3 separate regions of the Homo sapiens genome follow, and all the other regions are linked to region 2. The links are chromatin contacts, found by Hi-C or POLR2A ChIA-PET in ENCODE. All regions are on one chromosome and are shown on one strand. Each heading gives the region's core, a stretch centred on a gene start or an enhancer-like site at or near the end of the contact. The rest is flanking DNA. Distances are from core to core; before and after follow the strand shown. Region 1 holds the start of TGFBR1 (transforming growth factor beta receptor 1). Region 2 holds the start of MRPL50 (mitochondrial ribosomal protein L50). Region 3 has its middle 37 kb from the start of SEC61B.

Region 1 (2,849 bases), core at 162-2,661, 2.3 Mb after region 2:
CATTTACATCGTAGTAATGCACAATACATAGACGGTAGCTATTAGGACTGATTATAATCGTCACCGTCAGTCTTGATTTTTTAAAAAAATTTCAACATCTTTTGTCCAGTTTCAGAAACAGAAATGTACTTTCACTGCATTTTAGTTGCTAACACTGAGGCTGTGTATTTTAGCTTCTAGTGTCTCAGTTCAGCTGCTAACGAAGTTTTTCACTCATCCCTTTGTGGATACCAACCACCTACCCCAACCTGATTTACTATTTTGAAAAATCCAGCCAACAGTCTTCCTTGAAAACCAGCTATACAGATGTCTGAATCAAACTATTAACTGTCACTCAAGAAAAGGAACAACGTGAGTGATGTTCCTTCGAGGAAATAAAAAGCGTTTAATCAATTCACAGTCGTTCCCAAAATTTCCAAAACCCGCAGAATGAGCAAACGTTCAAGTTTCCACTATGAAAACAATCCGTAGCCGTCTGGTTACTGGACTCACTTCAACACTCCCCAGACGCACGAAAGAAGAAACATTCCGCGCATCTCCGCGCTTCCTTCTTCTCACACAAAGCCCCCCTGGCTGGAGGAGCAGCCCCTTCCAGCAGGGTCGGCTCGGGTCGAGCCGGGCGGGAGTCAGGGCGGCCTGCGGACCCAGGGGTCTCACCACACGTCGCCCCCGACTCCCACTGGACGAAGCCCTAGAGGCTCGGAGCTCACACCCCGCCCGGGAGCCGCCTTCCACCCCAACCTCAAACCCCGCCCCGGGTTCGGCAGCCTCTGGCACGGACCCTCTTGGGGCGGGGGTCCCCAGAACAAGGTCACGCCGTGCCCAGGGGGCGGCGGCGGGCAGCCACGGCTCTGCCAGTCCCCGCCGGCCTCGCACTCTCCGCCCCTGGCCCTCGCCCACTCACACCCCAGAGGGCAGCCCCGGACCTCGGACGACTCCGCCCGACTCCACCTCCCCGGGGAGTCCCGAGCGGGGCGGCCTCGGGCAGCCGGACACGTCCGCCCGCGCCCGGACACACGCCCCTGCCCCGCCTCCGCTCCCCGCTTGCGGTTCGCCCGGCAGCCGCCGAGCCGCGCGGCGCCACGAGAGCCCGGCCCGGGCCCCGGCGCCGCCACCTGCGCCCCCGGCCCCGCGCCATGTTTGAGAAAGAGCAGGAGCGAGCCAGAGGCCGGGTCCGGCCCGCGCGCCCCGCAGTCGCCCGCCCGCCGCGCCGCCGCTCACCCGTCGCCCCCGGGAGCAGCGCCGCCGCCGCCGCCGCCGCCGCCGCCAGCACGAGGAGGAGCAGCCGGGGACGCGGAGCAGCGACCGCCGCCTCCATGGTCCCGCCGCCACCGCCTGTGGCCCGGCCCGGCCCGGCCGCGCCGCTGCCTCACCCCAGCAAACCTCGCCTCGCCCCACCTCCCTAGCCGCCGCGGCGGCCTCGCTCCGGCCCTTTGTAACTGCTCGGAGGACGCGCGTCCATTGGCTGCCGGGCTCCCGCCGGCCCCGCCTCCCCGCCGCCGCGAGCTGCCAAGCGGGACCCAGCCGGGAGCCCCGCCTGCGGGCCCGCCAGGCAGCCAATCCGCAGCCGCGAGCGCCGGTTTCTGGCCACGCCCCACGCTCCCCGGGGGCTGGGCCGCCAGACCCCAGCCCCGGCCCGATCGGCTCCCGGCTCCGAGAGGCCGCGTGGGGGCGGGGTCTGCCAGCCCCAGCACCGCTCAGCCGCTAGCCCCGGAGGGCCGGGTAGAGCGATGGGTGTGTCTGTGTGAGTCTCTTTCGGAAAAAGGCTGTGGCCGTTCGACGCTCTTTTCTTCTAACCTCCTCTAGGCGCGGAAGATCTGGTACTGCCTCAGCCCCACCCTGACCCCATTCACAGCTCCGCATTGGCAATCCCAGCACATGCCACCCAGATCCGCTGCAGCGCCAGGCCCCTGCATCCACTTCAACTTCCCCTCTCCAAGTCCACGCATCAACTTCAGCATTCCCCCGAAGATCCCTCCTCAGTGCCCTTCACATGCGACTCACTCTCCTATTTCCTCCTGCTCCCAGCGGTCACCCCAAACCCAGCTCCCCCACCCAGTTCCAAACCCAGAAAGTCCTCAGATCCCAGCGTCAGACCCAGATCCTGAGCCCAAACACACCCCCAAATAGCCTCCCGCCTCCCTCCAGCACAGATCCAGGATGGGGATCCAAGCCGCACTCCTCTCAAACCCCTTCCCGATCCAGGTTGGAAAGGGAGGATCCCCACCCCAACCCCTCAAAGGAGGGGTTCCCCCTTCTTAGCACCCAGCTCCCGCGGGGCGGAGGGGGAGCAGTCATCATTACTTTGAGCTGTGTCTGACACTGCTGTATAATAATCCTGAGGTGTCACTAAAAACCCAAATAAACTCTACGTTTTCATTCTGAATTCCTAATTTACTGCGAGACGCTCCACCCACCTTCCCTCTGCGACGCCAAAATGAGCTCCAGATTTGTAATTCTTCCTGTCAGACTAGTCCTTTCTTCAGACACAAACACAGCCAAGGAGGCTGTTACGTAGAACAGAGAATATTTTTCCGCAGAACCTTTTAAGGAGGAAATTTTATTTTCTGTGTCATTTGAGCTTAGAATTAAATAAACCTTGATAGCAGGAATCAGAATGGTTCTGATTAATGCCAATTTGTGCACTACTTTAGAGTCACTGGGTGAGCATTTTCCCCACCTGTGAAGGCTTCCTTCCGGGAGATGAAAAGGGAAAAGGCGTGGATATTGGAGCTGGGATCTGAGACCCGCGCGCTTTCTCCCTCCTGTCTAGGACACTTACTTAAGCAAGTCAGCTAACCTTTCTGAACCTCCAACAGGCTCAGAGGCCTGCAACTTGCTCTACACCG
Region 2 (2,700 bases), core at 180-2,679:
TTAGATATTTTAATTAGAGAAACAGCAGATTCTTACCCAGTGAGACCAGGTTTCCATAATTCTCCATCATGACATCTTTATACAGGCTTCTCTGAGCTGGGTCCAGATAATCCCACTCCTCCTGGGTAAAAAACACAGCCACATCCTCAAATGTCAGCAACCCCTGAAATAGTATGATTTCTGTAGTCAGTTCCTGTTGTCTCAAGGACAATTCTACCACTAAAAGTGACAGAGGCAATCACTTATTGTGGCCAAGTAGGCTAGGAGGAACATGATAACTGAAAGTTCCATATGTTGCCCAATTCTGGGAACGAACTGTAACTGACAGACATCTCAGACTAGAAAGGACCTACGGATAAGGCTTTTCTGATTTATTATGCCCTGAGAGTTTAATTTTAGTAAACTGCCCCAAGGCCTCTCCAAGCTTCCCTCACCTCATTGCCTACTTCAATTTTCCATTTGCACTGGCTTGTGACTCTATTCAATTCAATTCCTTGAGGTTCTCTAAGCGTGTACCTTGGGGTCCAGGCACTGTGCCAGGAACAGAAGACACAAGGGAAGGTCAAAAATGGTGCTTCACCTGGAGAACTCACAAATGAGAGAGCTAGTCTGGAGCATTACTTATTTTCTCAGGCCGATTTATCAAGTCTCTCTAGAAAAAGAAAAAAAAAAAGGGAGCCAGTGGGCAGTTTGTTCGCGAACCGCACCCCAATGCACTAGTGGGGAGTTCCTTGCAAGGCGCTGGCCCTAAAGAGGCGGTCAGGAGGTTGGTGGGGGGCCTGGGGGAGAAAGCAGTGGTGCGGCCTAGCTGGGGTAGCGGCGAGACAACCGGGATCCCCGGGGGGGTGCTTACTTACCTTCGACTCCGGCGGGGGGCTCGGGGAAGCCATCTCCCAGGCAGAGAATAGGGGCAGGAATTGGGGGCGGCCTCACGGAAAGGAGCCTCTGGTGAGGCCTACCCGGCTGCTGGAAATTAGGCTCGACGAATACGAGGATCCCTGGCTGGGTCTGGCCAGTGCCTGCCTCGGCCCCCAGACGGTCACGACCCCAACAGCATATCAGACGCGATCCCTGGCTGTCCCCCAACCCCGAACCCCAACCCCTACTCCTGCCTGGTTACGCAGCCTTTCAGGCCTCGCTAGAGCCTCCTCCCCGCTGCCAGTTCCTCCTCCTTGCAGCCAAGTAACGCTATGACCGCCCGCCCCCGGACCAGAAGGCGTCACCCAGATTCTTCCCGAGGCCCCCTCAACTACAACTCCCGTCATGCTCGGAAAGAGCGCCGCGGTCCAGACGCCGCCAGCAACAGCTACTGGACTACATTTCCCAGCGTGCAAAGGGCGAGGGAGCCTACAGGAAAAAGAAAGCTCTTGCCACTGGGATTGTATCCGATTGGCTGGTCTGGGCGCGTCACTGCTGGCTGAAGGCTGCGCTCAGGCCCGTGGATCTCATCGAAGATGGCGGCGCGATCTGTGTCGGGCATTACCAGAAGAGTCTTCATGTGGACAGTCTCAGGGACACCATGTAGAGAATTTTGGTCTCGATTCAGGTAAAGCTTTATGGTGGACGGTGGGTCATGTTCAAGGAAAGTTAAGGAGGATTAGGGACGAATTCAAAATAGAGTGTTACGCCATCGTGGTCCCGCGCCTGATCAGAGCAAGGACAAGGAGGTCCGGTTAGGGTCCCGAGTTGAGAAGCACTCATTGAGTGGTGGGACCCAGTCTCTTCCACTCTCGGCCTTAGTTTTCTCATTTTATAACGGAAATACCACCCCCTTTCCTTTTCACTTCACTCATTCATTTATTTATTAAGCAAGCAGGATTAACCTCGTGTGCGAGACACCGAGTGTGTTGTCTGCAAACACATGAAAGCGCTTGGTAAACTAAACTCATTTGCCGGCTGTGTTTCTTCACAAGCAAGGTTCAGTAATGAAGTACTGCCTCCTCCTTTTGTTTGTTCATTCATTCAGTCATTCAACAGATTTCTTAGGGCCAGCATTACTCTAAGCGCCTAGGATACAGCAGGAAAAACAAAATCCATTCTCATCCTCGAGGTACTCCAACATATGAGGAAACAGGCCCACAGGAGGGAAGTGATTTTCCCAAAGTCACAAAGCAAGTTAATTGCAAAGCTGGATCTAGAACATATGTCTCCTAACTCCCCATCTACTGCTTTTTCTGCTGCACGGCTGCACCATGTGTAATTGTTTGAAGGTAAATCTAATTTGACTTAGATAGTGTTTAGGAAATCAAAACGTATGGTAGGAACCCTAGGGAGCAATGTATGCTCTCTTAGGTTTAAAACAAAAACCACTACAATTAGGAAAGATCTTTTTCATCAGTTCAGATATTAGCTTTCCCTCTTCTTTGGTCAATATTTGTTATTATCTCTCAAATCTCTTCCAAGTTTGTTTTATTCATTCACTCAACAAATATTTTTTAGGCTGTTTACTATATGCCAGGCTATATCTTAGGTGTTGTAAGAATACAGTGGTTACTAAAACAGACCAAATTTTTGTTCTCGTAGGGCATATGTTCTAATGGAGGAAGAAATGAACAAATGTGTAATGTAATTTCAGAAAGTGGTAAATTATGAAGAAAACTAGAGGAAATAGATTACTGAGAATGATGATTATATTTTCTTTACTATTTTAAAAATTTTATATATTTAAGATATACAACTTGATGTTGATTATTAGTCAAG
Region 3 (2,700 bases), core at 82-2,581, 2.1 Mb after region 2:
CCACAGCGATCTTTCTAAAATCCTATCTCACACACCTCCAATGTCTCCTCTTTGCCTGCTAGAAACAATTCATATCAATTCAATAAATACTTACTGAACACCTACTAGATACTAGATGTTGCGCTAGACTGGTGTCAACCAACAACAACCCCTAGGCCGAATCAGGCCCACCACCTGTTTTTATAAATAAAGTTTTATTGCCAGTCCTGGTGGCTCATGCCTGTAATCCCAGCATTTCAGGAGGCTGAGGTGGGAGGATCACTTGAGCCCAGGAGTTCAAGACCAGCCTGGGCAATATCGTGAGACCTCATCTCTAAAAATAAAAAAATTAGAAAATGAGTCAGGAGGAGCACTTGAGCCCAGGAGGCTGAGGCTGCAATGAGCCGTGATGGCAGCACTGCACTCCTGCCTGGGTGACAGTGTGAGACCCTGCCTCAAAAATAAATACATACATAAATAATGTTTAATTGGAATTCAGTTACACTTTTTCATTTACATATTTATTTACATATCATTGTCTATGGAGGTTTTCATGCCAAGAGGGCAAAAATAGTTGTCACAAAGGCAGTGCAGTCCAAAAGTCTCAAATATTTACTACCAGGCCCTTTGTAGAAAAAGTTTACCAACCCATGTGCTAGAACCCAGGGCTACCATAGTGTGGTTCCCTGCTATCACAGAGCTTCTAGAGCAAGGCCTTCCACCATCTAACCTTGCCCTTCTGCCCTTTCTCCTGTCACTCTCCATGAGTCCTCTGAGAGTCCAATGGTTCCTAGATTTTTGGAATTTATGAATCAGTAAAACTTTTTTTCAACTACACAGGATGTACATAGGGTTGTCAAGTGGGTACTGTTCAAAAACCAACTACCATCTAACATCACCATTGTTTTCTAGAGAGAAAGAATCAACATTAAAAAGTTGCAAAAATATTCCTTATCTAAAAATAAAGAACATTTCCTCAAGTGACATTAGGTTTATGAGATTGATTCTCCTGGCTGTGTTTTTCCATTTTTGCTGTGGAATGATAGCATTCTTCAGTCACCACAGGTCTGCAGTCAGGCACAGAGGAATCTTTGATCTAGTCTCGGCTGACTGGTTTACTTTTTACTCCTCAAATTTTCTGTGGATCTTCCCGTGAGATTTGACATCCAGAAAGCTCTTCCTCCTTCTTTCCTGCTCGCTGTGCAGAGCCCAGCTCATCAGCAGCAGGAGTGCAGGGTTCCTCCCGCAGCACCCTAAATGCAGGCTGTTCAAAGGCACATCCGGGCTGTCAGCAAAACGGCTGAGTGATGCGACTGTGGGTGTCTCTGTCAGCTGCAGAGCAGGATGACAGGATGGCCCAGAAGGCTGCCTGGCGTGTGGCCCTTCCTCTGGCACAGGCAGGTGAACCTGCTGACACCGTCACGCTGACAGCTCCGTGGCACAGATTCCACCCGAATACCGGATTCAGTGAGCACCGGCTCCTGCCAAGTCTCTCACATGACCCAGAGGCCACGAGGGCCTGGGCGGCCGCGGCCAGCTCCCAATCAGCAGACGGTGTCGACAGGCACTGAGCGAGGTCGCCTTACTGGCAGGCAGCCCCAAGATACTGGGTCCTCACTGCTCACATGAAGCTTCTGGAATCCCCTCTTACGGTCCCCAGACCTGCGGGAAATAAATCATGGCTGCACCGGGAAGGTAACCCCAGCAAGGCCTGGCCCCGATATCTGGCTTTCGTTTGGGGACACGCACTTTCCAAAAGCTCCTGCTTACCCAACACCTCCTCCTCCCCTGCTGCGTGTTGGGGGAGGGGAATGTGCTTATGACCACTTGTAAAATTCACCACTGTGGGTGACAGATGACATTAAACACCATTTTTCTTTTTTATTTTTCACAAGTGGAGCAGGAGCTGCATTTTTCTAACAGTTTTCCATATCAGAAGTTGAGAATTTCATTATCCTTCCGAGCTGGTCTATAGCAAAGTTGTTTCACTTCTCAATTGTTCCCATTTAACCCATTTGTGAGACACAGGCTGGGGGTGGGGCGCAGGGGGAGGTGGCAGAGTTAAATTTCCAAGGGAAAACTAGAAACCCTGAATCAAAACTGGGAGGAAGTTTCAAGATCACCTGGCTCAAACAGCTCATACTTCTGAGGGAAACTGAGTCAAGGAGGGGCAAGAGCTCAAGACTCCACTGGTAGAACTGAAACAAGAAATAAGATCTCCTTGGTTAATCTAAACCTCTTTCAACTATAGTCTGAAAAGTCCAGCATATCATTTCCTAAAATCCAGAATGAAGGTAATTTTCCTTCTAGAAAACGAGGGTGTAGGTACTAGCTCAGCTTAGGATTCGGTGAGGAAGGGGCACTGTGGTGAAGAGGGAAGACGTGGAATCCAGCAGATAGTTACATGAAATACACGTACCCCTCACAGTAACACTTCTATTAAAGGCTGAAGAAATAGAGCTCCCACATTTTAAGTAATGACACCATAAAATTTGTTCCCTAAACACCATCACATTCAGCCCAGATGGGGAAGCCAAGGCTCAGGGAAGGGACAGGAGCTGAGTGAAGGTCACACACAGTCTGGTGAAGGGTGGGATTAGGGGCTAGGCCTCAGAAGTCTGAGCCAGCTCTCTCCCTGGCGCTGGGTCAGACCATCAGCAATCCCCGTCCTGAGGCTGATGGCCAGCCTTCAACTTAGGACCTCGTCTCAGCTTTCCCCAC

Evidence for each region. A loop is a pair of places that touch in the nucleus more often than their neighbours do. ChIA-PET counts read pairs that join two places held with the same protein, here RNA polymerase II (POLR2A). Pooled maps may share reads with other maps.
Region 1: a map of B cell shows a loop between it and region 2 (8-fold over the local background). The contact joins the promoter of TGFBR1 here to the promoter of MRPL50 in region 2. A Hi-C loop is called at or near these places in 2 of 168 maps with a recorded cell type or tissue (B cell and gastrocnemius medialis), 1 of 37 single-sample maps with no recorded cell type and 11 of 50 pooled maps. POLR2A ChIA-PET finds 5 or more read pairs at or near these places in 1 of 52 experiments (CD4-positive, alpha-beta T cell).
Region 3: a pooled map shows a loop between it and region 2 (6-fold over the local background). The contact joins the enhancer-like site here to the promoter of MRPL50 in region 2. A Hi-C loop is called at or near these places in 9 of 50 pooled maps.

The regions. Positions count from the first base shown.
Region 1 is chr9:99,103,675-99,106,523 of GRCh38, reverse strand. TGFBR1 (transforming growth factor beta receptor 1) reads right to left here and starts at 1,411. Exons shown (of 9, transcript NM_004612.4): 1 at 1,222-1,411. The coding sequence starts at 1,318. RefSeq lists silencers at 684-1,193, 1,284-1,883.
Region 2 is chr9:101,397,347-101,400,046 of GRCh38, reverse strand. MRPL50 (mitochondrial ribosomal protein L50) reads left to right here and starts at 1,429. Exons shown (of 2, transcript NM_019051.3): 1 at 1,429-1,546. The coding sequence starts at 1,455. ZNF189 (zinc finger protein 189) reads right to left here and starts at 1,196. Exons shown (of 3, transcript NM_003452.4): 1 at 858-1,196; 2 at 37-163. The coding sequence starts at 890. RefSeq lists enhancers at 1,196-1,725, 1,258-1,786, 1,787-2,316.
Region 3 is chr9:99,258,367-99,261,066 of GRCh38, reverse strand. No RefSeq gene overlaps it. Among named protein-coding and RNA genes, the nearest start is that of SEC61B, 37 kb to the right of the region's middle. RefSeq lists an enhancer at 1,130-1,179. Within about 2 kb of position 1,331, at least 26 of the 41 ENCODE cell types and tissues checked have a DNase peak (open chromatin) inside an H3K27ac peak, as active enhancers do.